2 separate regions of the Mus musculus genome follow, and region 2 is linked to region 1. A link is a loop called in an ENCODE intact Hi-C map of the cell type or tissue named here. Cell type or tissue: heart. All regions are shown on one strand. Links, peaks and the distances in the headings refer to the core of each region. The heading gives the core; the rest is flanking DNA. Region 1 holds the start of Rbp3 (retinol binding protein 3, interstitial). Region 2 holds the start of A630023A22Rik (RIKEN cDNA A630023A22 gene).

The links. A loop is a pair of places that touch in the nucleus more often than their neighbours do. Peaks named below come from ENCODE experiments on the same cell type or tissue, not always from the same donor. Only the 100,000 strongest peaks of a DNase experiment are listed, where the experiment ranks them.
Region 2: a loop joins it to region 1, with 12 times the contacts of the local background. A loop is called at or near these places in 8 of 42 quality-filtered maps.

The regions. Positions count from the first base shown.
Region 1 is chr14:33,950,384-33,965,217 of GRCm38, forward strand. It overlaps Rbp3 (retinol binding protein 3, interstitial), which reads left to right and starts at 3,620. Exons shown (of 4, transcript NM_015745.3): 1 at 3,620-6,761; 2 at 8,108-8,298; 3 at 10,169-10,311; 4 at 12,015-13,836. The coding sequence starts at 3,714. The coding sequence ends at 12,337. In heart, for the core only: CTCF peaks have their summits at 5,867 (motif pointing left) and 9,158 (motif pointing right); no DNase peak of the experiment used is centred there; H3K27me3 peaks cover 990 bases.
Region 2 is chr14:34,097,521-34,112,354 of GRCm38, forward strand. It overlaps A630023A22Rik (RIKEN cDNA A630023A22 gene), which reads right to left and starts at 5,234. Exons shown (of 5, transcript NM_001251843.1): 1 at 5,078-5,234. It overlaps Anxa8 (annexin A8), which reads left to right. Exons shown (of 12, transcript NM_013473.4): 11 at 337-459; 12 at 2,171-3,051. The coding sequence ends at 2,230. It also overlaps the pseudogene Gm24998. In heart, for the core only: CTCF peaks have their summits at 7,628 (motif pointing left) and 9,315 (motif pointing right); DNase peaks (open chromatin) are centred at 7,591 and 9,211; H3K27ac peaks cover 253 bases.

The sequences.
Region 1 (14,834 bases), core at 4,592-12,591:
GATGTGGTGTCAGGTGCTTCTGTCTGGGAGTGTAGCTTACAGTTCAGTCCCTTGTAGATTTTTCTACTGGGTTTCTGGAGTAAGCCTCCCTTGACCAGAACACAGACTGCCTTTCACGGTCCAACACAAACACCCACAGCCAAACATTGAATGGAGGTCTCTTACAGAAGAGTTAGGGGGAAAGGACTGAAGGTTCTGAAGGGGACAGGAACTCCACAGGACAACCAACAGAGTCAACTAACCTGGACCCTTGGGGACTCCCAGAGACTGAGTCACCAACCGAAGAACATACACAGGCTGGACCAAAGCCCTCGGCACATCTATAGCAGACAGCAGCTCAGTCTCTATGTGCCAGGGGGAGCTCCACCCTCTCAGAGGAGAAAGGGAGGGGGAGGGTCTCTGTGAGGGGGGGGGGCTGGGATAGGAGGCAACATTTGATGTAAATTAATTAATTTAATTAATTAATTTTTTTAAATGCCAAAGTTGAGCCAGCCCAAGAAACAGCAGGCTCACGTGCCACCAAGGAAGAAGTAAAATCTGAGGCCCCTAAAGCAGCACTGAAGAGCAGACCTGGGAAGGGCTTCTATTGTGTTTCACTGTTTCACAGAATGCTGACCAAAAGAACTTGGAAGGAGGCTTCTTATCTTATACTTCCAAGTGACTCTTCATCTTCAAAGGAAGGGTTTGGAGAGTGACTTTGAAAAGTGAGTTCTCTCTCCCTCTCCCTCTCCCTCTCCCTCTCCCTCTCCCTCTCCCTCTCCCTCTCCCTCTCCCTCTCCCTCTCCCTCTCCCTCTCCCTCTCCCTCTCCCTCTCCCTCTCCCTCTCCCTCTCCCTCTCCCTCTCCCTCTCCCTCTCCCTCTCCCTCTCCCTCTCCCTCTCCCTCTCCCTCCCCTCCTCCTCCCCCTCCCCCTCCTTCCCCCTCCCCTTCCCCCTCCCCCTCTCCTCCCCTCCGCCCTCCTTCCCCTCCCCCTTCCCCTCTCCTTCCCCTCCCCCTCCCCCTCTCCCTCTCCCTCTCTCATCCTGCTCCCTCTCTCTCTGCCCCTCCCCTCCCTCACACCACTATGGGACAAGCAGCTTTGCTCTAGCACATTCTAGCCCAGGCCTAAGAGCAATGGAGCCGGCTGGATGCTCTGAAGCTGTGAACTAGTACAAGACTTTCCTCCTTTAACTTGTCTGACAGGCACTATGACACGGTCACACAGTGTGGAGAGCCGCAATAACATTTACCATCTTAAGATGGCGCTGGCTCCGCAGTGCCTTATGCCACCTAAACAAAGAACAAGCTATATGCGCATGTGCTAAAAGCAAAAACCCGCCAAAAGTCACCAGCCCATTTCCGGGGCACTGGTCCATCTCCCAGGGCACTAGCCCAACCCCTGGGGGCTTTAGCCTATCCCCAGGGGGCATGAGTATCGTGGGTGTAGCTACCAGTCCTAGTTTAGACATGTCACGCCTTAAGGGTATTTAAGCCACACACTTTCTGAGCCTTCTTTGTCTACCTCACTATGTTATTGAAGTAAAGTTAACCACGGAAGAACCTGGCGTGTCCTGTGTTTATTTCCTGCGGGACAAGGATAAGCTCGGGATAACACAGAACTGACACAACATCAAAGTACGGACAGGTGGGATGGCAGGCATACAGACAAGTGTATTAACACATGTACCTCTGTCTATAACATAATCCAGATCACATGTCACCTAGTCAAGGCATCTTGTTCCCTAGGCAGTGGTAAGGGTTGTAGGTAGTTTTGCAGCCCACACTGGACAGCTCTATGCATTTGTATACATGAGAACCTTTTATCTCATATTCTTGGAGGGTACCTTTGTGGCACGTGTTGCCAAAAAAAAAAAAAAAAAAAAAAAAAAAAAAAAAAACAGGCAAAATAAAAACAAATACAAAACCAGCATTTTTCCTGGTAGTCTTCACCCTCTCCCTGTCCAGAGCTTGGCCTGGCTTCAGCAGTGACAGATACGTGCTCACAGAGAAACTCTGACTGTGTGCCTGGAGTTGGATTCTTCCAGGTGGAGGTTGAAAAAGGCTCAGTCACCCCACAGAGGCCTCTGTGTGCCACCCCAGGCAGATCCTGACAGTAAGTCTGCCTCATTTCCATTGGCTGCAAACAGTGGGGTGATGAGACCATATGTCACTTGGGTATTAAACAAATCCTAATGAGCTAAAAATATGTTTGTTTTAGCTAATTGACCTCCTTGGCCTTCCTAAACCACTTGGTAAACATCGTCAGATAATGGCTTCCAGAAACTGACTTGTAGGTTTCCAGCTCACAGAGTAAGCTCTCTCATCCCCACCCGAAGACCACCTTCTCTGGCTGCCTGCTGCGTCACTGTGGGACTCTACCTGCAGTCCACCAAGCCCAGCCATCTGTTCTGGATAGAACCCAAGAAGCCAGGAAACAGGAAGTGGCCACACCAGCTGCTATTCCACGTCTATACAACGCCCCCTACAGGCTAACTAAAGAATACCTGCTAAATAAGAGAGAGGTGTCCACTAAGAGGCTCCCTGGACAAAGCAGGAGTTCTAAGTGCAGGCTCCATGGTGAGTGTTCTTTGATACCCAGAGCCAGTCAGACATGAGCAGAAGTCCACATCACGAGAAAAGGGTAGCATACAGAAAATGCTCCCTGGGACTGGCTCCCAGGTGTGACCCTGCGGGTATGAGAATGACAGGTATTCTTTGTGTGACTTAGGACCACAGAGAGCCACTCACTTCTCACGGTGAGCACTGGACTGAAGCTGAGCCCCTAACTATTGGGGGGGGTGTCTCCATTCACAAAGAGAATGAGGCTCACTAGATCACTTAACCTTATCTGGTCTGAAATTATTGATCTCATGTCCCTCTCGCTGTCACACTCTGTACTAGTGTCCGGACCTTTCATTCATCTTGAAAGTTGTGAGGTACTGACATCTATATTATACCTAGAAGCATAATAAGGGTATAGGAACAAGTTTCAATTCCTGAGGCTGACAATGGCCCTAGACTAAGCCTTCCCAGTATCTGAGATGGTGGTGGCCTATGCAGCCTTTTCTCGCTATCCGTCACCTGTCCCCATCTGAAACGGTGGGTTGAACTATCTACTAAACTCCCTGGTGATAAAATAGATATGATACTCATTATAGAGCCTTCATCAGTAACTTCCAGACACCGCAATGCTTTGTGAAAGCATTCATGTTTAATCTACCCAATAACTTAGTCTACAGAACAAGTCAGATACCTTCCCCAACCTATGAATAAACAGTAGCAGAACCAGACCTCCAACTGCGTCTGCCTAATTCCAGAGTCATGGGTGAGCCACAGTGGGAAAACGATATTTATTTGTAGATTAACGATTCTCATTTGCAAGACTTTAGTAAAAACTGTGGGTGTAGAAAGCATATCACAGGGCCTCGCATGTGTCAGGAACTCAAACTAAATGCAATTGTTTGTGTTATTCTACACAGACATGGCTCAGCAAGATGAGATGCAATGTTCCTTCCGGGTCAAACCACCCTGGCCTCTTCTTCAGAGTCCAGCTCATGTGCTTGAATTAGACAGGATTAAAGGCTTAGCAGAGCTGGAAGCCTCACATCTAACTCCCACATTGAGCCCCAGACCTTCTGTCTGCCTGCTAAGAAGGGCAAGGGAGAGAGGCAGCTGCAGGACCACAGCCTTGTACACACGGAGCTCTTATCCAGGAGCCAAGGCTCTGGGATCCCAATGATGAGAGAATGGGTCCTGGTTTTGTCCACACTGCTCTGGGTTCCGGCTGGTCCCACGCACCTCTTCCAGCCAAGCCTGGTACTGGATATGGCCAAGATCCTCCTGGATAACTACTGCTTCCCTGAGAACCTGATGGGAATGCAAGCAGCCATTGAGCAGGCGATGAAGAGTCACGAGATTCTGGGCATCTCAGACCCTCAGACGCTGGCCCAAGTGCTGACAGCTGGAGTCCAGAGTTCCTTGAGTGACCCACGACTCTTCATCTCTTACGAGCCCAGTACCCTCGAGGCTCCCCAGCAAGCACCAGTGCTCACCAACCTCACCCGAGAAGAACTGCTGGCCCAGATACAGAGGAACATCCGCCATGAGGTTCTTGAGGGCAACGTGGGCTACCTACGAGTGGACGACCTCCCTGGCCAAGAGGTACTGAGCGAGCTGGGGGAGTTCTTAGTGAGCCATGTGTGGAGGCAGCTCATGAGCACCTCCTCCTTGGTGCTAGATCTCCGGCACTGCTCTGGCGGCCACTTCTCTGGGATCCCTTATGTCATCTCTTACTTGCACCCTGGGAACACGGTCATGCACGTGGACACCGTCTACGATCGGCCCTCCAACACCACCACAGAGATCTGGACCTTGCCCGAGGTCCTCGGGGAGAGATACAGTGCTGACAAGGATGTGGTGGTCCTCACCAGCGGACACACTGGGGGAGTCGCAGAGGACATTGCCTACATCCTGAAGCAGATGCGGCGCGCCATCGTGGTGGGCGAGCGGACGGAGGGTGGGGCCCTGGACCTCCAGAAGCTGAGAATAGGCCAGTCCAACTTCTTCCTCACAGTGCCTGTGTCCAGGTCCCTGGGACCTCTAGGTGGAGGTGGCCAGACATGGGAAGGCAGTGGCGTGCTGCCTTGTGTGGGGACCCCTGCAGAGCAAGCCCTAGAAAAGGCCCTGGCCATCCTCACCCTGCGTCGTGCCCTGCCAGGGGTTGTCCTCCGACTTCAGGAAGCCCTCCAGGACTATTACACATTAGTGGACCGAGTGCCGGGCCTGCTGCACCACCTGGCCAGCATGGACTACTCAGCTGTGGTCTCTGAAGAGGACCTGGTGACAAAGCTCAATGCTGGCTTGCAGGCTGTGTCGGAGGATCCCAGGCTCCTGGTGAGGGCCACCGGACCCAGAGACTCCTCCTCAAGACCTGAGACTGGGCCTAATGAGTCCCCAGCAGCCACCCCCGAGGTGCCCACGGAAGAAGATGCCCGGAGGGCCCTGGTGGACTCTGTGTTTCAGGTGTCCGTGCTGCCGGGCAATGTGGGCTACCTGCGCTTTGATAGATTTGCAGACGCCGCTGTGCTGGAGACGCTGGGCCCTTACGTGCTGAAGCAGGTATGGGAGCCTTTGCAGGACACGGAACACCTCATCATGGACCTGCGTCATAACCCTGGGGGTCCGTCCTCGGCGATGCCTCTGGTGCTGTCCTACTTCCAGGGACCTGAGGCCGGACCTGTACGGCTCTTTACCACCTATGATCGCCGCACCAACATCACCCAGGAGCACTTCAGCCATCGGGAGTTGCTAGGCCAACGCTATGGTAACCAGCGTGGAGTGTACCTGCTTACTAGCCACAGGACTGCCACAGCTGCCGAAGAGTTTGCCTTCCTCATGCAGTCCCTGGGCTGGGCCACACTGGTCGGCGAAATCACCGCGGGTAGCCTGCTCCACACCTGCACGGTGCCACTGCTGGACTCGCCCCAGGGTGGCCTGGCGCTCACAGTACCGGTACTTACTTTTATTGACAACCACGGTGAGGCCTGGCTGGGGGGTGGGGTGGTACCTGATGCCATCGTGCTGGCTGAGGAGGCCTTAGAGAGAGCTCAGGAGGTGCTGGACTTCCATCGCAGTCTGGGCGCCTTGGTAGAGGGCACGGGTCGCCTGCTGGAGGCTCACTATGCCCGGCCAGAGATCGCACAGCGGGCCAGAGCTCTCCTGCAATCTAAGTTGGCCCAAGGAGCCTACCGCACAGCTGTGGACTTGGAGTCACTGGCCTCACAGCTCACTGCTGACCTTCAGGAGGTATCTGAGGACCACCGCCTGCTGGTATTCCATAGCCCTGGGGAGCTTGTGGCAGAGGAGGTCCCTCTACCGCCCCCTGCCGTTCCCTCCCCAGAGGAACTCTCCTATCTCATAGAGGCTCTGTTCAAAACGGATGTGCTACCCGGCCAGCTCGGCTACTTGCGTTTTGACGCCATGGCTGAGCTAGAGACAGTAAAGGCCATTGGGCCTCAGCTAGTACAGCTGGTGTGGCAGAGGCTGGTGGACACAGCTGCGCTGATTGTTGACCTGCGCTACAACCCTGGCAGCTACTCTTCTGCCGTTCCTCTACTCTGCTCCTATTTTTTTGAGGCGGAGCCCCGCCAGCACCTCTACTCTGTTTTTGACAGGGCGACATCTAGGGTCACAGAAATATGGACCCTGCCGCTGGTTGCTGGGCAACGCTATGGATCCCATAAGGACCTATACATCCTCATGAGCCACACTAGTGGCTCTGCAGCCGAGGCCTTTGCTCACACTATGCAGGACCTACAGCGGGCCACCGTTATAGGAGAGCCCACAGCTGGAGGGGCACTCTCCGTGGGCATCTACCAGGTGGGCAACAGCCCCTTATATGCCTCCATGCCTACTCAGATGGCCCTGAGTGCCAGCACCGGTGAGGCCTGGGACTTGGCTGGTGTGGAACCTGACATCACTGTGCCCATGAGTGAGGCCCTTTCCACAGCCCAGGACATAGTGGTCCTGCGTGCTAAGGTGCCCACTGTTCTGCAGACAGCTGGGAAACTAGTGGCTGATAACTATGCATCCCCTGAATTGGGGGCCAAGATGGCTGCCAAGCTAAGCGGTCTGCAGAGCCGCTATGCAAGGGTGACTTCAGAAGGGGCCTTGGCTGAGATGCTGGGGGCAGATCTGCAAATACTCTCTGGGGACCCACACCTGAAGACAGCACACATTCCAGAGGATGCCAAAGACCGAATTCCTGGAATCGTGCCTATGCAGGTAAGGTACAACAGAGACTTAACCTGGTTCAATCCTTCGAGTGACTCATCCAGATGTTGGCAGGTGTGGATATGTGTACCATGCAAGGCTTAGTTCTGGGTTTATGTTTTCACTTATCCTGTCCTTTCTTCACTTTCGCCTCACTGTCTCTCAACTCTCTGTCTCCACTGTCTCTGGGCAGCTCTATAGACGACTCAATAAATCTAATGTGAAAATTGGAGTGGAAGGTCTTACATCTCAGCCAGATAGAAGGCAAGAGTTTCCATGAGTTCCCACTGTCAAAACTGGGGAAGGGAGTCATCAAGTTATCTGAGGCTCTAAAATGAGATTTTCCTTCCCTGAAAATATGAAGCTTACATGACTTGGATCTACTGTGTCCTTAGAAGCAAAGACCAGAGACAGGACACAGGTCCTGGGGTGGCTGAGTGCTAAGGCCCAGCCCAAAGACCTCTGTTTGAAGCCATTTCGAACAATGCACAGCATGATTCTGGTTGAGCTGAGGTCGTGAGTATCTGATCCAAGGCTCAGCTTGATAGGACATTTGGAGCAAGGTGGCTGCAGTCAGAATACTTGAAAGCCAGCACCAGCGTACCAGGGAGCACAGACAGGTACATTAAGCTGTGCGGCTGCTGAGGAGTTGTGGGGAGGAAACGGATCTGGCCAGGGCAAAGTGGACAGGATTCATGGAGGCCCAGTCTACCTTAGCTGCACTAGGGAGAGAAGAAGTAGAGTCCTATTAGGGGAGTTGTACTGGGCTTCCAGGACCCCAATTTGCAACTTTGTCGTGTCTATTTTTTCCAGAATAGCCAGGGCCATGGAGTGAAAGAGTGGGACTGAGTTTGGAATGGATTCCTGGTCTGGCTTTTGTCTGTTCCTGTCTGTGAGGGCCTCAGAAAAGTTAGCCTCTTTGTCTGTGCTTCCAGATTGTTCTGGAAAGAGGAGAATAACAGTGTCTTCTATACAGGGTAGCTGTCCATGTGATGGGCTCCAAAGTGCTTATCCCAGGGCCAGTCCCCTCCCTATCCCAGCAGAAGAGAAGATGGGTCCAGGGACACTGAGCAGTGTCTGGAGGTGTTGGAAGCATCAGAAAGGCACCTTACCTGGGCTTTTCATCTCCAGACACCAAATGAGGGGTTGGCAGACCTGAGCATTTGCTGCAAGGATGTCTCTAATCAGCTGACTTAGACACAACACATGGTTCCCACCCCAGCCCTATCACCCACATGCTACCCTCCCAGACACCACTCACTCCTTCCCATTTCCTTAGTAGCCTATGGTACCGCCCGCTCCTGGGCACGGCCATCTGCTGCTGTCCTGATATTGAGCCAGGCTTCCCACTCTTGCAGATTCCCTCCCCAGAAGTCTTTGAAGACCTGATCAAGTTTTCCTTCCACACAAATGTCCTTGAGGACAACATTGGCTACTTGAGATTCGACATGTTCGGGGACTGCGAGCTGCTTACCCAGGTCTCCGAGCTGCTGGTAGAACACATCTGGAAGAAGATTGTACACACTGATGCCCTGATCATCGACATGAGGTCAGTGGGCTGGACAGTGATCCCAGGTTGAGGCACGGCACTGGCTGAGGACAGTCAGAGCTAGAGACCAAAACAGAAGGAAAGATTCCCAGGGAACAACCAAGGAACTGAAAGGAACCAGACGACCTACCTGCCAGGGATCTGGCCAGCTAGCCCAGAGGTTCAAATCTTATCGGCCAGTGGGACCTCAGCACTGATAGCTTTTTAAGCTCCCCTGGTGATCCCAATGTGTGTTTGAGGTGAAGAGTTATCCCACATCAGTTGCCTGACAAAACAAATCAAATGGGGGTGGGGGGCAGGGACAGAAAAGATAAGCCCGCTGATCCTTGGCCCCAGGCCAGCCCTATGTCAGTAGCTCCAAGAGAGATTGGACAGGCTATAATCCTGGTGGTCAGCCCTCCAGTGTGGTCGTACTTCTGCAAAATCACCCTCCCAGGACAGCCATTCTCTGGGCATCACAAAGCCAGGGCCCCAGGGATAATCTAGAAATGAAGAGATGCTATCAAAATGAGAAAGCTTTGCATAACAAAATGGTTATTGGATATCTCTGCCCATTTACCTCCCTCTGCTTAAAACAAACAAATAAACACTGTATTTGTGGTGAGTCTCCATCATAGACCCCCTTCACCACCTCTGCTCCCCCACGCAGAACAGTCCTCAGGCAGTGGTCAGACTCAGGCCTCCCTCCGATCCCAGGTCTATCGATGGGTGTGTCCCAAACACATCCACGAGTATGAGAAAGGTCAGGGTGTATCTCTCCATTGGGAACCTTTTCCACATCTCTGCTGCAAGAGAAAGGCTCTCGCAGCATTTAAGCACCCAGGCCGGCTGTAATTGCAGCTCTTGCACGACTCTTAACAGTCACTAGGTGGCGCCAAATCATGGTGAGGCGGGTATCCCTCTCTGGGAGATTATTTCCCATGGCCAGGTTTTATAGTTGCCCAAAACCTTAGGTGATCATTTTGTTCCTTAGACACCTTAACAAACACCAGAGACACCACCGACCCACACATCCTTTTGACTGAATGTATCATTCACATTTTTTAAAGGGAAGCTCCAACTAGAGGCACATTTGGCTTAGATTCCTCTGTCCCTGGGGTTGGGGGTCAGATGCTGAGGTCATGGACATCAATGGGCTGTAAGAATCTCTTGATACTTGCCAGCACTAGATGGAGAGGCAAGGGCAATACAAACTTGCGTGTAGGCTTCTCCCTCCCCGTGTACCTCTACCATCTTGAGTTTGCTATCACACCAAGCATCACTGGTAACTTGTGTTACTGCACTTGATGGGGGTCTGTATTCTATGCATAGGTAGAATGAGCACAGAGAAGCAGTCCATGGTTGCTACGTGGGAAAGCAATACCAATAAATTCCCAGTTACAGGATTCATTGGAGCCTTTAATACATTAGTATATAAGATCAGGACCCAGGTTTGGTTATTTTATTTTCTCCTCTTTTCATTTTTTAATTCTTTCTTTTGATGCTGTGGTTGTTGCTGTTTTGAGACAGAGTCTCACTATGTAGTCCGCAGATGATTTGGAGCACACTATGTAGACCATGCTGGCCTTGAACTCTCAGAAACCCATCATCCTCTGCCTCTCGAGTGCTGAGATTAAAGGAGCCACCATACCCAGCCAGTATTTTCTGGAAGCATTAGACCACTGACACATTTAGTCTCAGGAGACTAGGACTCTACGGGATCCTCTGGATCATGTCTCCTGTGGAGTGTCGAGGGGTGCGCAGCACTGAGGTACCCTGAAATTAGAACCCTTCTTCACAGGACAAAGAGCCAAGTTCAGGGAAGGGGGCTCACTGAGTGCCTCCCTGTGAGCTCAGACGCCCTCCGAGTCATTGGCTCTGCTTCCCTTAGGTTCAACCTTGGCGGCCCCACCTCCTCCATCTCAGCCTTGTGCTCTTACTTCTTTGACGAGGCACCTCCCATTCTGCTGGACAAGATCTACAACCGGCCCAATGACTCGGTCAGCGAACTTTGGACCCACACTCAGCTCACAGGTACCTGAAGCCTTCTTCTCCCTATTCTCTTTCCAAAAAAAAAAAACCTTTTGAGTAAATCAGAGAAAAACAGCTTGAGTGTATATAAAAATAACAATGACAGAATAAGGTCCCTGTTCTGGTCCACTGGACACAGTCCTGGAACAACCTTCAGTATCTGAAAGGACATGTCTAGAGAAGAAAAGTGGCGGTCAGATGGCTTGACAGTCTTGTCTGAGGTCACTCGGCCAATAAGGGAAAGATCCAAGGTTTAAAGGTGGCTTTGCCTAATAGCTGCATGCCCCCTCCCATCTTAACAGCTGCATGCCCCCTCCCATCTTAACAGCTGCATTGCCCCCTCCCATCTTAACAGCTGCATGCCCCCTCCCATCTTAACAGCTGCATGCCCCCTCCCATCTTAACAGCTGCATGCCCCCTCCCATCTTAACAGCTGCATGCCCCCTCCCATCTTAACAGCTGCATGCCCCCTCCCATCTTAACAGCTGCATGCCCCCTCCCATCTTAATAGCTGCATGCCCCCTCCCATCTTAACAGTATAGCTAGCAGCCTACCCAACAAATAGAGATCTGGGATGCCCCCCTCACCTTGCTAATCAAATAGGTGCTCTTAGAGCTCATCTTGTTTGAACTCTTGGCTCCAGGTCATCACAATTGCCTGAAGAAATGTCCAGATGCTAACAGGCCCTCCTGTACTTGCCTGGGCTGGAGCACACCCAAAGCAGCAGAGGCAACCTCAGCCCCATAGACTCCTGACTCTCGGGGCCTTATTTCTTGGTGAATCGCCTCCCTCCCTCTGCCCAGCACAGAGAACCAAGGACTCTGGTGGACCTTGTGTTCCCACGCAAGGGAGGCCATCGGAGAGGCCAGCAGGGTTCCTCTGACCAGAGAGGCAACTGGCCACTTTCATTTATACATTTACTCATTATATAAGCATTTCACTACCGTGGCTTCCAGGATTTATTCAATAGCATGGAAGATTGTAAAAGGAAAAAAAAATCAGATGAATTCCAAATTTAAACAGCTATTTAAAACCAGGTTACAATAGTCTCAGATTTAGAGATTCTATAACTTTGATTGGCCTCCAATATGGGATCTACCAGTGCCTTTGGACACTAAGACCTTAAATGTGAGTGGTTCTTACTGAGTTACATTATCACTGTAAACTCCACACCAGATCCAGAAAGCCTACTGTGGAAATGAAAGGCAGGAAGGGGAGGGTGGGAGGGGAAAGCAGGGAGATGGGCCTCTTGCTTTAGTGTAATAATCTCATTGTAGTAAATGTTTCTTTGACATATTATTTAATCAAAGCATGATTAAAGTTAATTTCATCTGTTTTCTTTTATACTTATTAATGTAGCTACTCAAAAATTTAAAATGACAATGAAGTCATAAAGTAATAAATGTCCTTCTGGGAGCCTAAAGCAAAGACTCTCAGGTCAGAGTGGGAGGTTCCTTTGTTCAGGACATGGTTGCATGCCCTGTCCTCAGGAAAAGCCAAGCCTTCCTCCATATGACCACACACAGCACATGGCGGTGTTCGGGCATATGAACGGCTATCCCTGTTTCACGGAGGCAGACCGAAGCTGGTGCCCCACGTATTGACACAGATGCGGAAGACTAAACCTGGGGCCCTCCTCGTGGCATCCATCACTGTAGGTGGCGGGGGCTGATTTGACCCCGTGCTGAATGGCCTCTGTCCTCCAGGTGAACGATATGGCTCCAAGAAGAGCGTAGCCATCCTGACCAGTGGTGTGACAGCCGGTGCCGCCGAGGAATTTACTTACATCATGAAGAGGCTGGGCCGGGCCCTGGTCATCGGTGAAGTGACAAGTGGAGGTTGCCAACCACCGCAGACCTACCACGTGGATGACACCCATCTCTACATCACCATCCCTACAGCTCGCTCTGTGGGCGCTGAAGACGGAAGTTCCTGGGAAGGGGTGGGCGTGACACCTAATGTAGTTGTCTCTTCAGAATTGGCCCTTACCAGAGCCAAGGAGATACTCCAGCAGGCCCTGAGGGGGTAAGGCAGAGTCTAAAGACTCTGAGGATCCCCACGGCCAGAGCTGTGGTGGCAGGCTCTCTGGGCCACTACTGGGGCTCCAGCACGAGATCCTAAGACCCCAGGCAGCCCCCAGGGGGAGGGGTTGCTGAGCTCAGACATCCTCCAGGGTTCATCTGCTGGTCCCCACTACTCCAAAAAGTCTCTCTCCAAAAAGTGGGAGCTCAGCCATCTCAAAGGCATCCCCCCATAGTGGTTATTCTGGGGAGACTGAAGTCCATCTCGCTTCTACTCACACCTCCTAGCTGCCTGTCTCCTGTCCCCATACTGTCTCCAAGAGCAATTCTGTCAGGAGAGGGAATTGAACCACGGATGTAAAGTAAGGCACACGTGACAGTTTGCTTTTTCTAGTAGTCACCTTTTCAGAAAGCAAAAGAAAGACGTGCTTAGTGCTTGTAGCACTTTCCAGTGTCACAGCCCCTCTTTAACTCGGGACAGCCGTTATCTGTAAGTTCACCCTTAGTGGACAGCATTACTAGGTCAAAATGCATGAAATACCTGAACAAGCCTATGCTAGAGTAAAAATCTCCCTAATGAACCTCCCATCAGAGTCCCTCTGTTTAATGTATCTGACTTTCTATATCCACAGTCCTCTTGTGAATATTCCAGGATGACAATGGTGGCCCGTAGCCTGCCTCTGTGTGGTCTTCCAAATTCAGTGTGTAGTCTGGGGTTACTGAACATCTGTGTGTTTCTGGTACTCAGTGGGGACCTTCAGCTCATGGCTTCTGAGGTTAGGAGCCCTTCCGTATGTATCCCATCCTCCCCCACAGCCCTGTTGTCATTGCTTCCCTTGCCAAGCCTTGTCATGTGCTACACAGCTCGAATGTGTAGACACCACATGTGAATGGCAGAGTAATAGGACACAGGTCTACATTGCCCTCCACCTGCAGTCCTCAGACACCTTACCTGGGGGAAAGATCTCTAGGGTCCAGTGAGGACAGTGGGAACAGGACCCCTGGCTGGTGCCCTAGAATTCATACAACTTGTTCCCACTACCTTATAAACTAATTTAAAGATGCTATGTTTTTTAAAGGAGGACCATGCACCTGTATTGTCTAGCCTTGACATCTGGAAAGGCTAAGCTGTTGCTGCTCAGGGCCTAATAAAGTGGCAAAGCTCTCCAAAGATAACACAGCCCCACATCAAAGACTCTCACGAATACCCACCAAGACTCCAGGGAGTCCATGGGGCACCCTTCAACTGACCCTATATAGACTCTATGCAGACCAGGGCCTGTCTTGCTATATTCAAGTAAGCACACAGGTTGGGGATTTGGTGGTAACCTGAATAATATGGTTCTTATTTCTCTTTATAAGATAAATGTGTGACTGCTCTACAGGGCTTAAGCACTTAAATTCCAGGAATCCCTGCCCTTCCCACCTCCCACTTCCCCCTCCTCTCCTCCTTCTTTCTTGTGTGTGTGTATGATGTAACATAAATTAAATCCTTACTAATAGACTTTTAAGTGGCATTTCTTTTTTAATACTTTGCTCTTTTTCTAGGTCCTCACAATAAGCATATCACACTATTTTCAGATGTAGCAGTTACTATCCTAAAGAACTAAACTGCGTGTGTAATCATACCATCAGTGGTTCTTCTTTTCTTCCCTTTCTCCCTTGTCTGACACTTCTGGCATTTGTAGATGGAGAACTGAGTTTAAGGCCTGGGACCGAGAGCTTTGGGGACAGCAAAAGGCAGAAATCCCATGGGTGTTCAGCAGGGAGGACATTCAAGGTTCTGTGTTCTCACATGAGCCACTGTCACCACCCATCCTTCACCCGGGAGGCCACTGAGATGCAGGAAGCTTGGAAACCTGCCTGAGGCCACACCCAGCTTGGTCTTCTTTAGGCCACCTAGCGTCTGTGCTCACTTCCAACTGAGCTGTCTATGGGAGAGAGTTCCTATGAAGCAATGACTCTAGCTCTAGAGTCAGCCTGCCTGAGTGAGAAGAACAGCCCAGCCTCCTCTTACTAGTGTGATTCCAGGCAATGTACTTCACTCTCAGGGCCTCAGTTTCCCCAAGTGCTCATTAGGGGAGGCAGATGTTACGTCCATGAAAAATCACAGTTAATCAGAAGTCCAGCCAACATGAGTTATTATTTTTCTACTTCAAAACTGATGTCTTAGAAGCTCAGCTCCCGGGTAGTGAGGAGACATTCTACTTTAGTTGGTCAGAGAAACCCTAGGTAAAGACTCAGTCTGGAACAAGTGACCAGACAGTCTAAGCATCAGCATCCTGCCAGATGCAGGGTGAGCCGTGGCAGATTGACAGCAGCATCCTCGGGAGAGACAGCTCCAGGTATGACTTCAGCCCTGGTCCTGACTAAGCCTCTTATTTTTTTTTTCTCCCAAGTACCCAGTCAGGTCCCTCAGGCTGCTCTTCTGAGACTGGGCACAATCCAGGCTCCTCCCAGAAACCCCTTCCTGCCGCCATCAGCCATACTGTTTTCTTTAAGAGA
Region 2 (14,834 bases), core at 2,829-10,828, 150 kb after region 1:
ATTGGGCTTCTAATAAGACAAGGCACCGCCACTGAATGAGGAGATTGAGAAAGAGGAGCTCTTTGTCATGGGCTGTGGATGGAGCTCCCTTCTAGAGCACTTGCCCAGCATGCGCAAGTTCTTGGGTTCAATCTTAGCACCATCAAAGAATAGAATTTGGGGAAAAGAAAACAAACCTGTGTCACCAAAGTCCCCCTCTTGGTGTGCTCCCCACTGAATCAGAGGCCCACCCCTGCACTTCTAGTTCTTTATAAATCCCTACACAGGTTGGTCCATCCTTACAGAGGTAGACAGGCAACAAGAAACATGATGGCTGACTGTCACTGTCTTATGCAGGGAGCAGGGACACGTGATGGAACGCTGATAAGGAACATTGTTTCCAGGAGTGAGATTGACTTAAATCTTATCAAGGGTCAGTTTAAGAAGATGTACGGCAAGACTCTCAGCAGCATGATCATGGTAAGGCACAGGTTCTCAACTGTACTGATGCCAGCTTATGACACAGACATTCCTGGGATGTGAGATGACATGACTGATGTCCCAGATGACCATCCCTTCCCCGTGGGCACCTCACGCTTGCATCAGTTACCGGATGGCACACACAGAGACCAGGAAGGAGAGACGCGTAACTATGGGTGTATCAGGGAGCATGTGGAGACTAAAGAAGCACAAAGGGCTGCCCTTATCCCAGAAAGTGGCTTTGCATTTGAGCTATGGAATATACCAACGCCTTGCAAAAGGAACCATTTCTGAAGGGACAAAGAGAGAACGTAGTTTCATAGAAATCAGGGCCCCCTTTTGGTCCTACATCTAAGTAGTCCAAGTAAGGAAGTTTTAGGCTCCAGTGGATTGCCTACCTACATTCCAACTAGTGAAACTCCCAGGGTATTAAGTGCATAGGGAGGGATCCCTGCTAGGACTGAGATGGCCTGTCTACAGATTTCATTTCATTAACTATTTCATTGCCAGAAGTCAAAGCATGACAAGAATATCCCTTAGCTACTCAGTCAAGTGGCTAGTTCTTCTACCAGGTTGGATTGTTGACGAAATTAGATAGGCAACCCATAGTTCTTCCACCAGGTTGGATTGTTGACGAAATTAGATAGCAGACCTCTGCGTTTGCTGGTTCAGACAACCAAAGATTGAAAACACTCAGGAAAAAAATTAATCTATACTGAACACACACATGCTTTTTTTCTTGTCACTATTCCCTGAACAATGGTTATATGTCATATAAATTTACATATTATCTGCATTGCATTAAATATTATGAACAATCTAAAGATTGTTTAAAGTATAGGAGGGTGTGCATAGGTTATAGCCAAGACCAGCAGCATTTCCTATCAGGGACTTGAACATATTCAGTTTAGTATTGGTGGGGTCTTGGAACCATTCTCCCATGGACACTGAGGGACAAGTGTTATATTTTTAAAACACTACTTTAAGAAACTTCAGGCAGGATGGCATCAGGGAGGCAGGCAGTAAGATAGAGGTGTTGGAACTATTTTTGTGTTTTAGATTTCACAACGAAGTTGCTCAGGGGATGGGAGATTAAGCACAAGCCAGCCTGGGCTGCCACTAGGTCACCCACGCAGTACACCTCATCACAGATGGCATTTTATAGATGAGAGAGCATGTCTCACCGAGGTGAAAACAGAGTCTGTGTATGTTGACAGAGCTGTGGTCCGGACCTGCATGACCCAATCTGCCCCATGCTCTCTCTATGTCTAGATGTGACTCTGGGCTCCTTACTTTCAGCCTTGGCTCCCTGACATGCAGTAGTGGGTGACGAATATATATGGCTCATGTTGAATAAGTGAATGGCTCTGTACTCCTGGGTCCTGAGAGATGCACAGGAAAGGAGCCTGGGGAAGTTGACTGAATAAGGAAACGACCTGCAAGCCTTCCTTGTCTTAGGGCTTAAGAGTGGATCTGTGTCTGTGACTCACTTCCCTCAACCATCCCCCATCGGGCTGGACAGAGAATCAAAAGAATAGTCTGAAACATGGAGGAAAGAGCAATAAATAGCATTACATAGAACTGTGGCATAGAAACACTTGAAGGGACAGGCCCCACCCAGGGAACACAACTTTTAGTAATGAAAACAGAAGAGAAAAGCCAACATCATAAAACTCCCTTCTAACCACCCCCTTGTGCTTCCTTCCTCTAGGCCGACACCAGTGGTTACTACAAGACTGCCCTGCTGAACCTTGTGGGCACTGACCTCTGAAAATGTCAAAAAATAGAACAAGGGCAAGAAGTGTGAGCCCAGCCCCTGCAGCTTCAGCCCCGACCATGGGTGGGGGTAGGGGACACCTCATCTGGCTTTTAGTCTTCTGTTGCCCAGTTTCTGATGCTTCTCATCCCATGCTTCTGACCCGGATGATGAGACCAGCCTGGGTTTCCCTTCCACCTCTCCCGTCAGTCATTTCTAGGTATGTGTATACCGCCCACCCTAGCATTACCTCTGAGCAAACGGAAACATCAACATGAAGAAAGAAGCTTGCAGTGTCCTGTGGGTCATTCCTTCCCCTTCACACAAAATCTCCTGGGCACAGGGCACACAGATGCCTTGGCTCTGACCCATCTACTGAGTCAGGGTCTTCAGAGGAAGAACCAAGGAACATGGATTTCTAGCAGTTGTCTTAGCTGCTAAGCATCATTATCAGGCAGCCAGTGAGCATGTGGGAGAGCACCTCTATGAGAGGACACGGCCGTGGATCTGAGAAAGGGTCACATAGCTCTGCCAATCGGGACACTCACTTAACGGAAATTGTTAGGCTCTAGGTGGAGGAAAATTCTTACACCATCCTAATAGCACGCATTAGATGGGATTACAAATCCCCGTCCTGACCCAAGTACGCTGTGGTCTGAGAAACTCGGGCTTGTCCAGTCATTCCCTCCATGCTGAAGCTTGCAGACTAGGGAGCCGCCCAGCCCTGAGCATGAATCCCATCCTCTGATCGTGGTCTCCGAGCCTGAAGAACATGACAGAACTCTTCTCAATATTCGTTGGGCTTTCAGAATCATAAACATTTGTACTTTCAAAAAGTGTCTGTGGATTTGTGGGGGGTACATTTGTGTGTACTAGGGTATATAAACTGGAGTGTGTGTGCACTGGGGTATGTGCATTGGGGTGTGTGCACTGGGGGTGTGCACTGGGGGGATGTATGCATTGGGTATGTATACACTGTGGGTGTATGTGCACTGTGTGTGTGTGCACTGGGGTGTGTGTGCATTGAGGGGGGTGTACTGGAGTGTTGTATACTGGGGTGCATGCACTGGGGGGTGCATGCCCTGGGTGTGTGTACACTGTGGGTATATGTGCACTGGGAAGTGTGTAGTGGGGGATGTGTGCACTGGGAAATGGGCACTGGTGTGTGTAAACTGGGGTGTGTGTTTGCACTGGTGATGTGCACTGGGAAGTGTGCACTGGAGGGGTGTGCACTGGGGGTTGTGTGCACTGGGGTGTTATGCACTGGGGTAGAGGGCATGCTTACTGACTGGAAGGTCAGAGGTTGACATCCAGTTGTCTTCAATTTCTTCTCAACCTTAATTTTGTTGTTTTATTTTGTTTGTTTGTTTGTTTGTTTGTTTTTTCAGGACATGGTTTCTCCATGTAGTCCTGGTTGCCCTGTAACTAGCTGTGCAGACCAGACTGTCCTTGAACTCAGAGATTTGGATGCTGGGACTAAAGGTGTGACCCACCAGGCCTGGCTCTCCACCCTAGGTTTTTTGAGATAGCGTCTCTCAGTGATCCCGGAGTTCACTATCTCTATCAAGCTTACTGACAGGTGAGCTCCTTGGACCTGTTTGTCCCCATTCCTCAGTGATGAGGAGAGGGACACGGAACCCCATGCCCAGCTTTATGTGGGTGCTGAGGATCCCAACTCAAGTCCTCACGCTCGCACAGTGAGTACCCCCGGAACCAACGTCCCAGCTCCGTCCATGGGTTCTTATCTGAGAAACAGAGCTTTAGGAAGCAAACCTGTGGGCATCTCCCTAAGGCAATGCTTGGAGTGACATGTGTCCCATATAGCCCTGGGGACAGGACTTCTAAATGGTGATTATTTCCATTCCCCTCCTAGTTTGTGACCCAAATTCTCATATCTCAGGGATAAGTGAGGCATTAAAGTTAGTTAGTCCTATAGCAACCTGCAGCTTTTCTGTATTCTCTGCTACTCACGCACCCAGGGGTGACCCTTGCTGAAGTTGGTATATATAGGGTACACTTGGAAGTATCCATAGATGAGAATTTATTTTTTTTCTTGAATGGTCCTGTCTTTTTTCTGTTACTGTATCTGTAGAGTCCTTTCCAACTAAGCCAAAGTCTGTTGGAAGACCCTGCTATTAAGGGAGTGGTCCACCATGTCCAGACAGCTCTCTGAGCTTGGAGTAAAATGGAGGACTTCCTCTCTCTCCAGGGCTTCCTCTTCCCTGAGCTTATCTGGAGAGTGTCTCTAAGCACAGGTGCCTGACCGTACCTAGAGGATGACCCTGCACAGAGCTTCCTACAAATGCACACAAGTCCCATTCAGCTCTTCCCGCACATGATCAGTCGGTACTGTGCTATGACCCATCAGCCCGTCCTGCCCATAACCCCCAAAACCTTACCTCTGAAACATAAAACAGATCTGTCTCCCTGAAACTATCTCCAGAAGTCCTTCCGGCATATTCTCAGCTGTACAAACCCTGCTCACAGCTCCTGCTCCCTCTGTCCTCATGGGGCAGCGCCCAATGCCCCACACTACCCCAAGGAGACCCACAGTCACACAGTCAGCCTCCTTTACCTTCTCTGAGCACCCTCCCCATGTGTTTCTTCTCCAATTCCAGCTTCAGCAGCAAGCCTCCCTCTCCCAGGGTAGCCCTAGCACCCTCTGCTCACTCTGGCCTGCCTTTAGCAAGAATCCTGTTTGGTGGCTTTTGTCAGAGTTCCCTTTACCTCTATATCTCCTCTGACCCTTGATTCCCAGTCCCCATTATTCGTACAGAACTAAGTCAAGTACATGCAAGGTCTCTTCTCCCTTCATGCAAGCTCTAGAGAGAATCTGGTTTTACAACTTTAGTTGTTACCCACCTTGTTTCTCTGTGACCACGGGTGCTCTGTGCTTACGGTCTAGCCAGGACTCTGTACCGAGAAAGGCTCGTCCTGGTGCTCCAGCTCCTTAGCTTTCTCAGAGAGCTAACCCATCCCAGAGGCTCTGGTCTCCTATCAAGGTGTGTGACTCCCTTGGAGCTAATTCATTTCCTTCTGTTGCAACATGAGCTGACAGACAAGGGCTAAGCAGCCGGGAAACTGAACCCAAATCTATGGCTGTGGTGTAAATCAGTCTTCTTCCTGTAAGAGCTTTGGAGGGCTTCCAATAACCTTTTAGGGATTCTTTTCTGCTTAAGCAACCCATAGTAGACAACTGTACTGGCAGCCCTGTTACACAGTATTGCTGTTCTGATCACATCATTCTCAGAAAAACCAAGTACTGTGCAGGCCAGAGCTTTGCCCTATTCATTTTTTAATATCAAGTATCTGAGTTAGTTACTTTTCTATTTGCTGTAACCACACACATGACACAAACAACTTATGACAAGAAATATGTGTTTAGGTCCCTGGTTTCAAAGGGTTTGGTCCATGGCTATCTGGTCCGCAGGAACTTGGACAGAGCATCACAGTGGCTGGAGCATTACGTCAGAGAAGGTTCTAGCATCACAGCAAGCAGAGCGAGAGAGGAAGGGGCCAGATATCACCAAAGACCCCCCTCCCTGTGACCTCCCTTCTCCAACTCCACCCCATCTCCTGAACTTGCAAGAACCTCCCAAAATGCACTACCAACGTAGGACCAGGTTTTCAACACATGAGCCTTTGGGGGCAGCTCAGATTCAAACCCAACTATGTCTAACATGCATTTGGCACTCAGCGAATGGTTTCAAAAGAAAGGCAAGTAAGGGTAAAGAACTCGAGGACAGAACATCTCGCAGGTATAAAACAGGGCTTTAATGGCCTCAGATTCTGAGGCCTCTCTGTGGGTCCTCGGCCAACCCTAGTAAACAGTAGCTCAGAGGCAGATCTAAGGGAAGACGGTAGCTGCTCTCATTCGACTGCAAACGGCTTCTAAGTCTGCCACTGTTGAGACTGATTGAGAAGACTGTATCAGACCACCAGTCGGGGGAGACTTGAGGGCAGTGACCAGAGCAAGAGCTTGGCACTGGTGTCATGCTGTGGGAAGGGTAAGGCTGGAGTGTTGGCCTTGGCCTGCCTGGTTTTTATTCTTTAGCCACAGAAGGACTGTCTTCCTGGAATTTGAATACTTGGCAAGAAATAGAGGGGAAATGAATTTGTGGTCAACAATTTGCTGTTACCTGAACTATGCATTCTATATGACGCCAAGTTGTGGCTGGTCAAGTAAAGTGTTAAGGTGAAGTTTGAACAGCTAAAGGCTGACTTAGTACTCATGAAGCAGACAGGGCAGGAAAGAGCATTCCATTCTAGGAAAAAGGTATGCAAACAGCAGAAGGGATTGGTCTGTCCCAGACGTGCTAAAGGAATGCTGTGTTAGCGCCCACAGAGATAAAGACAGAGGTGTCAGGGGCAAGTTAGTGGAGGCTCAAACTGCTACAGGCTGAGAGGCTCAAAGGGTTCCCACAGATGGTGGGGTGCCCTTGCAGGGATATGTAAGAGAGTATCTTCATGCTGGCTTGGGGGGAGATATGGGCAATGGTTATGGCAACCTGCAACAGAAAGGCTGAAGTAACTGCCAAGCGTGCAGCACTTTGTGGGTCCAAGTCAGGAGGCTGGTCTTAATCACCGTCCTTGTAGAGGGTGCTTAGAATGTGTTATGGTACCCCAAACTTGTGCACTTCTGTCCCCTTAGCAAAGAGCAGGCCCTGACAGCCATTGCTCCTACTAAGACCTTAAGTATCTGAAATTCATCTGTGAGCCTCAAGGCTAAGCCTGAGGCTCCAGGCACTTTCGTGGCTTCCTCATGATGTGAAGTCAAAGTGGGCCCAGTCTGATGCCTCGGTGGCCTACGTTTGCCCTTATCCCTCTGCCAGATGATTCCTGGTTCTGGGCCTGGCTCCTGGACGACCATCTGATTGAATACCAAGACCACCAGCTTGGTTATTAGGGCTTGCCCGCCTGTGTGATATGCTGTGAGCTAGACTCCTTCAGTGTCTCTCAGTCCTGAATGCCCAGGGTGTCTGATGCTTGGTATTGAATGGACACAGTCCACTCAGTCTGCCTAGATCCTTCAGAAACTCCCTAGGGCCCCAACTTTGTAGCCACATCTTCCTCTCTTCCCAGAATGCCTTGCTGCTGGAGCACATTATTTGGCCATGGTGAATTGTCACCTTCCACAGTTCCTCTTGGCTCTGTTGTCTTTGGCTCCGGGCCACTGAGCTTCTCGTCCTGAACTCTTCCCTATCCTCCACCATAAGTTGTCCCTAAGGGAACAAGGAGAGGGCCTCTTGCAGATATTGAGGGCACCCTCCCCCCTGCCTTCTGCTGTGACTCTGGCGGCCCATCACGTTTCCCTCTGTCCACAGCCAGCAAGGGCCCACTGCTAGCTACGAGCCTGGGTAAAGCCACAGCCTGCTGGCCTGGAAACCTGCTCTCGCAGTGCCCTCTGGTGGCTTCCTTTGACCAGAAGAAAGACTAAATTGATTAGCTCTGACTCCCACCGGCCTATTCAGGGAGGAACTGGAGGGAAACCCTGCCCTCCTCAGCAAGGCTTGGGATAGTTACATGCTGTCCCGTGCCCTGGGTTCCTAGAGTTGTGTGCCTTAGAGTTGAGAAATCCATGTCTCCAATAAATCCATGTCTCCAATAAAACTTCAAAACCTCTTCACTGTACTGCAGTGACTCTCACAGGTCAGTGTTGGCCTTCTTGCCCAACCTGTCCTCCAAGAAGTGACCTGTCCTTGCCACCTGTTTAAATAAACCAAAGCATTTCTACAATAAACCATTCACTGTGGGCTTTTTGATGTGAAGAATGGGTTTGAGACAGGGTTCCTCAACCTTGGCTGTCCTGGAACTAACTCACTCTATAGACCAGGCTGGTCTCAGACTCATAAGGATCCTCTTGACTCTGTCTCACAAGTGCTGGGATTATGACATGTACCACCACCACCCAGCTAAAATAGGCTATCTTTAATCTTGGGCTAGAAAACTATTCTTAGTCAAGACAGAGAAGTAATAATTCCAATAGAAAAATAATGATAAGTTAGACTTCAAAATTTTCAACTTTATCTGTAAGAGAATCAATCAACAAATAAAGGACTAGAAAAATGAATATATATATATGACATGTTTCCAGAGTATTTTAAAATTCCCATAACTCCATTATAAAAGGCCTAATTTAAAGCATGAACTCCACAAAGAAGCAACTATGGGCAACAACATAAAATATGTGTGCATTTCAAACCTTCAGAAAGACACATGTCTCATACTGCTAATAAGAAATTAAAATAATGTACACATTTGCAAAAGGTGTTTGGTCACTTCTTATTACTTTTAAACAAACACTTTTCTGTGGGATCCACCAATCCACCCGTGGTGGTATTTAGAGAAAATTATTCATAAAAGATAAAAACTAGAAAGGATCCCAATGTCCATTTGCAAGGAGGTGAATGAAGAAACTGGAGTGCATCAGTAGGTGGCAGAGGAGAGAGGCTGTATCTATGCTCAGTGTTCTGACCTGTGAAGCTCTGAATGATTAATACTCTAACATTCCCTGAAAAAAACAAGCCTGATATGACCACTAGCCTGGCACCAGGGTGCCCATACAGGGAGCTAGCCTGAGACAACCAGCCATTAGGCATTGCACAAACCCTGATAGGATCCCAGGGCAGGGAATGAGCTGGAGACTAGAAAACCCCACCTGGGTCCTCACCCCCTCCCCACCGCAGGAATGAGCCCAAGACAGATGACCATCACACGGAAGTCCTCAGATAGTTCAGGGGCAAGGAGCAACCCAAACGACCACCAGTCTGTCACCATGGGGCCTGGACAGGGACCTAGCCTGAGATGACCACCAGTCGAGAGCAGTACAGGCCTAGTGGAGCAGACCATGCCCAAGACGATCCTTACTCAGCGCCATAATGGACAGGAGGAACACAGCACTCCTAAGACCAACCCAGAGGCTCAGAGACCCTGGGCTTGCGCCACTAAGAGGAACAAGTAAGTGGTGGAGAAATGGGAAAGAAAGAGAAACAGAAGGATGGGGAGGGGCAGCAATGAAGAAAGGTAGAATGGGGGGGGGGGCGATAAGGAACAGCCCGTGAGTAGCCAGTAATGCCTCCTGCAACCACCAGGGGGCCTCGTCTAGGTCCTTGGCCCTGGGGCAGCAGGGATCTGTTACGACCAAAGGCTGGTGTTACCAGGGCTGTGCAGAGCTTGCCCCATCCTTCACCTGGACATCCTTGGCCAACTGCAGTACTCCAGAGAGCCGGCTCAGTATTTCAGGAGTTGTGGGTTAGCAGCCCCAAAGGTGTGAGAGCATGGGAGAGCTGGTCCCACCAGTTGTCTTCAGTGAAGGGACAGGGAGAGATTCCCTGCCCTTCACCCCTTACCACCAATAGCAGACAGGAGAGCTGGTCCCAACACTATCAGAGCTCAGAGTGGGAGAGCTATCCCTGTTCCTCACCAACTGTAATCTTGGAAGAGCTGCCCCTGCACTTCACCCGGGCAGCATTGTAGAGCTAGCCCTGGATGCAGGGGTTATGAGTGAGCCGACCCTGAGGGTGTGAGCACAGGAGAGGGACCCGGACTCTTGTCTGCTCTATGGTGGAGCTGATGAGGGAGAGATCCTCCCCTCCCGCGCTGGTGAATTCATTCATAATTGGTTGTCTAGACATTTCTCTTTTATTTTTTTTTCAAGGATGGTTTTCTAGACATAGAATTCTTGAGTGATTTTTTTTTTCATTTTCTGCTTTGACTATATGGCCCCTTTGCTTTCTGTCCTCCGAAGCTGTAGTTAGTCATATTAAAGTGCTCTTGAACGTGGTAGCTTATTCTTCTAACGCCACTTTAAAGATCCTTTGTGGCTTTGATGGTTTTGATTCTGCTGGGAGTTTGTTTCTTTTTATTCAACCAAGGGCTTACTGGATTTCTTGAATATATAAATCAGTGTTTTGTGGCGAATTTGGGATATTGATGGCGATTGTCTCTTCAAACATCCTTCCAGCTGCTGTCTAGTCTGCTCAGATCTCTGGAACTGTTGGGTGTTTCTCACTCTCCTTCCTGTTTCTTACGCTGTCTTCAACTCACAGACCATTTCCTGTGCGCATTCTGAAATGCCATGCAACTTCCCACTTCTGGATTTTTACTTTTTACCCTCACACTTGAATTTGACCCTCTCTCTAGCATTGTGTCTCATCACTGAGATCTGCTCTCTGCTTAGAAAGCACTGCTGTCCTGTGCTTCCAGTATTTGAATGTGGTTTCCTTCCTTCTTTTCCTGTGCTTATGGAGGGTGATCTAAAGTCTGTGACAGCGTGTCCAGTGTCTAGGTTTCCTCAGGGACAGTGCACACTAACCAACTGTTATATTCATTATTTTTTCCCTAAAAATGGGCCATACTCTCTTGAATTTTTTTTTTGCACTTCTCATTATTTTTTATATTTTTTATGCTTTAGGTAAAATAAAAGTGATATTTCTAAAAATAAGACATAATCCTTCTCTAGGATCTGTTGTTATTGCTGTTGTTGCTGCTAGTGATACATTTTGTTTGTTTTGTTTAGTGATTTTCCTGAACCACTTCATATTTGTCTAACTAACTTGCTATAATATATCTAATAATAACCTAAGCCTTTGTTATATGCAGTCACAGAAATGGTGTCTCAGCTTAATGATCAGCTAATGCTGGCACAATGCTATCTTTTAGATCCCTCAGATTAGTGATCAACTAAAGATTACACAGAGGTATCTTTAGATCCTCTGTGCCCCTAAGTCCATTCTTTGCTGAGAAAGTTTTTGTGTGTTGGGTCATATATTCAATGTTCCAGCAAGCACCTGCCATTGCCTGTAAGTTATTCAGAGGTTAGCCCCATGTTAACCCTTCTACCTAGCCAGGAATGTTAGAGCTTTTCAAAGGCATGGACAGATCTTGTTCTCCAATGTTTCCTTTTAAATTTTTGACATGTCTCTTATTCGATCCAACTCATCCTGGCCACCAACCGCAGTGGTAAGCAAGTTCCATGAGTTGGTTTTCTGTGTTTTGTTCATTTATTGTAGTTGCTTTGTTTTTTTATTGGGAGTAAAGGCGGTTGGTTGGTTGGTTGGTTGGGTGAGTGGGTGGGTGGGTAGGTGGGTGGGTGGTTGGTTGGTTGGTTGGTTGGTTGGTTGGTTGGTTGGGTGTGTGGGTGGGTGGTTGGTTGGTTGGTTGGTTGGTTGGTTGGTTGGGTGGGTGGTTGGGTGGTTGGTTGGTTGGGTGGGTGGGTGGTTGGGTGGGTGGGTGGGTGGTTGGTTGGTTGGTTAGTTGGCTGGCTGGCTGGCTGGCTGGCAGGCTGGTTAGTTGGTTTTTCTATACAAATGCGCTCAGGATATTTGTGCTGTCACAAATTAATCTCTGAACCATGCTAAATGGGAAACTCTTCTCGAATGGAGCTCTTCCAGAGAACTGCAAGACAGTTCAGTGTCAGTTCCCCAAGTGGGAATTCACAGGGAGCATGAGCCTGTTCTGTCAGCACCAGAGTCTCAAGGCTTCTGTTGTCCTCGATTGCCCTGTGAAGCTGTCTGCTTTCAAGTGTCCCAGGGAGCTGGGGAGAGGAAGATAGGAATAAGCAACCTCAAATACCATGCTTACTGGCTTTACTTGGGTTTCATTATTTTTTTATTGACTAAATGCTATTTAAAATGTTGAGAAACCCCCAGCTAATTTCCAGAACTATGAAATAATTGATCATAATGATTGTTGTTGAAAATGTTTCTCAGCAGTCTTCCCGGGACCCTGGATCTTACAATCTTTCTGCCCCCTCTTCCTCGACGCTCCCTGAGCCATGGCTGCAGGAGTTATGATACAGCTGCATCCAAGGGGCTGCGGTTCCCACTATCCGTCGATCTTTGCATTGTACCCAGCTGTAGTTTTCATTGATGGTTTCCATTTGCTGTAAAAATTGGCTTCTTTGAGGATGGGTGGTAACTCTACTTATCTCTGGGTATAAGGATAAGATTTAAAATATAAAGGAATCGTGCTGCTCCCGATAAGCAGCAACAGTAGGTTCTTTCCTAAGGCCAGGCACTCACTAGCCCTGAGAAGCTGGCTAGGTTTTCAGTACCAGGCATTATTTCCTTCCTGATGAATGGCATACACAATGCTATGCTATTCAGTTGTACAGAAATATGAAATTGTGCTAGAGAGCTGACTCAGAAGTTAAGAGTGCTTGCTGGCTGCTCTTCCAGAGGTCCTGAGTTCAATTCCTAGCAGTCACATGGCTCATAACCACTTATAATGAGATCTGGTGCCCTCTTCTGGCCTGCGGGCACATATACAGTCAGAAAGCTGTATACATAATAAATTTTAAAATATTTTTTTAATGAAATCACTAAATTTGCAAGTTAATGGATGGACCTAGAAAAGATTATATTGAGTGAAGCAACCAAACCCAGAAAGGCAAACACTACACGCTCTCCCTCACCTGCGGGTTCTAGCTCCAGTTCCTCAGACATGAGTATATAGCATGAAGTAATTGCAAAAGCCAGGAAGGTATAAAGGGACCATGGGTCAGTTGGCTATAAGGGGAACAGCAGGACATGGATGATATGAAATGAAAAGGAAAAAGTGGGGAATGAGGCTCCAGCTGGGATGGACAGAGGGAGGTCAATATCCACAAAGAGCACGGTTAAATAACACCAAGGTTGTTTGATACCATCTCATGAAGTCATATTATTTTATATCAACCTAAAATTCTGCACAGTACATATAAGTGGGTGTATATCTATGCACACACACACACACACAGTTTAAAGGAAACTAAGCCACTTGGCCTGACAATGCCCCCCACAAGAACCACAGACTAATAAAAACCCCAGTAGCAGGCATGAGTAACCTCCTTTTGAATGGCTGGTCAAGGTCATCTAAGTGACCCCCCAAAAACAATATAGATTATCACTGCAGCATGTTTTTGCCTCTCAGTGGTTGGAGGTGGCCCCTGTTGCTGAAGACACCACACACTCAGGACACCAGACAAGGACGAGTTAAGCTGGACCTGACCTGAAAACTTCACTCCTGCAGTCTAGCCTATCAGAAAACACTATTTGAGATGCCGAGCGGGGAGGGAGAAGACAATTCAAGAGTCCTACCCAGCCACAACAGCCGTGACAATGACCAGCATGGCAAGATAGCCATAAAGATGCAGAGAGGAGCACTCACATGCTGGGGGCAACCAATGGCTGCCTAACTGGACTTTTTAAATAGTTGTATTTATTTTATTATTTCACGTGTATTGGTGTTTGTCTACTTGTGTATCTGTGTACCACATGCATGTCTAATGATCCTCGGAGGCCACAAGAGGACATCAGATCCCCCGGGACTAGATTTACTGATGGTCGTAAGCTGCTATGGGATGCCGGGACTTGAATCTGGGTTCTCTTGACAATGCTCTTAACAGCCAAATTGTCTCCCTACACAGATACTTTTGGGGGGTACAGGATCTCATTTTGTACAGCTATCCTACAACTTGCTATGTTGACTGGACTGGACTTGAACTCACAAAAAAATCTTGCCTCTGCCTCCTGAGTATTGAGTTTAAAGGCATGAACCACCAGAACAGTCCAGAAAGTTCTGGCTAAGCCCTGTGGCCTTTATCTAAAGCACATTTGCATTTTTTATGAACCATGTTGGCTAAACTTACTAGAGATCCAGACATCTGCTTTTCTAGCAGGTTCTTCTATAGTATTTGTTACCAATAAGCATTCCAAGGGGTCTCATTCTATGTGGCTGTGTGGATAGCCAGTGTTTGGAAGTATCCAGAACCTCCACGCCTTGGCCCTCCATTCCCCACTTATCAGCAGTTTCCCAGAGTACCCCAGACCCTGGGACCAAAATATGCTGGCTGGCCCTTTAAGCTGTGATTCCACTATACATGGCCGCTGTAGGCAGATGGTGGGAAGATTGTCCTACAAACCTCAGGGAGCCTTTGGCCAAGAAGAAGGAATGGTTGAAGCAACTGAAGGAAGGCTGCCGAGAATGAGCAATGATGTGGCCAGACTCTAATCGAATTCTGGACTTCCATGGGGCATGCCGTCACTGCTTACAAATGGAGTCCAGCCACAAAATTGAATTATCAGCTAAGCAGGTTCTAGAAGCACAGAGCATCTCATCCTCTGCAATGTGATTAAGGGCTATGTGAGCGAGGACGGCCTCCAAGGCAAGGGATCTGGAAGAGTGCTTTTCTCTGGCCAAAGCATGTGGAAGAAGATTCCATTGCAACATCCCGATCATCTCTGGAAGCTTGAGAGTGCTGTCTGTCTGTCTGTCTGCCTGTCTGTCTGTCTGTCTTATCTATCCCTCCCTCCTCTGTCTCTCTCTATCTCCATCTCCATTATCCTCTCCCTATCCCTCTTCCCCCCACCTCTCATGTGTGAAAGTGAGCACATGTGACTATACTCACGTGATGTGTGCACTATCAGCTAATAGAAGCAGGAAGATAAAAGTTGAATCCCTCTCTACCTTCACTCACCAAAAGCTCTCTGTTTCCTTCTTTTTAAAGTAATAGATTGGGAGCCAGCAAAACGGTTCATCACATCAGCCATTTGCCACCAAGCCAGACCCTGAGTGCAATCCCTGGTGCCCACAGGATAGAAGGAGACAACTGTCTCCCATGACTTTCCCTCTGACCTCC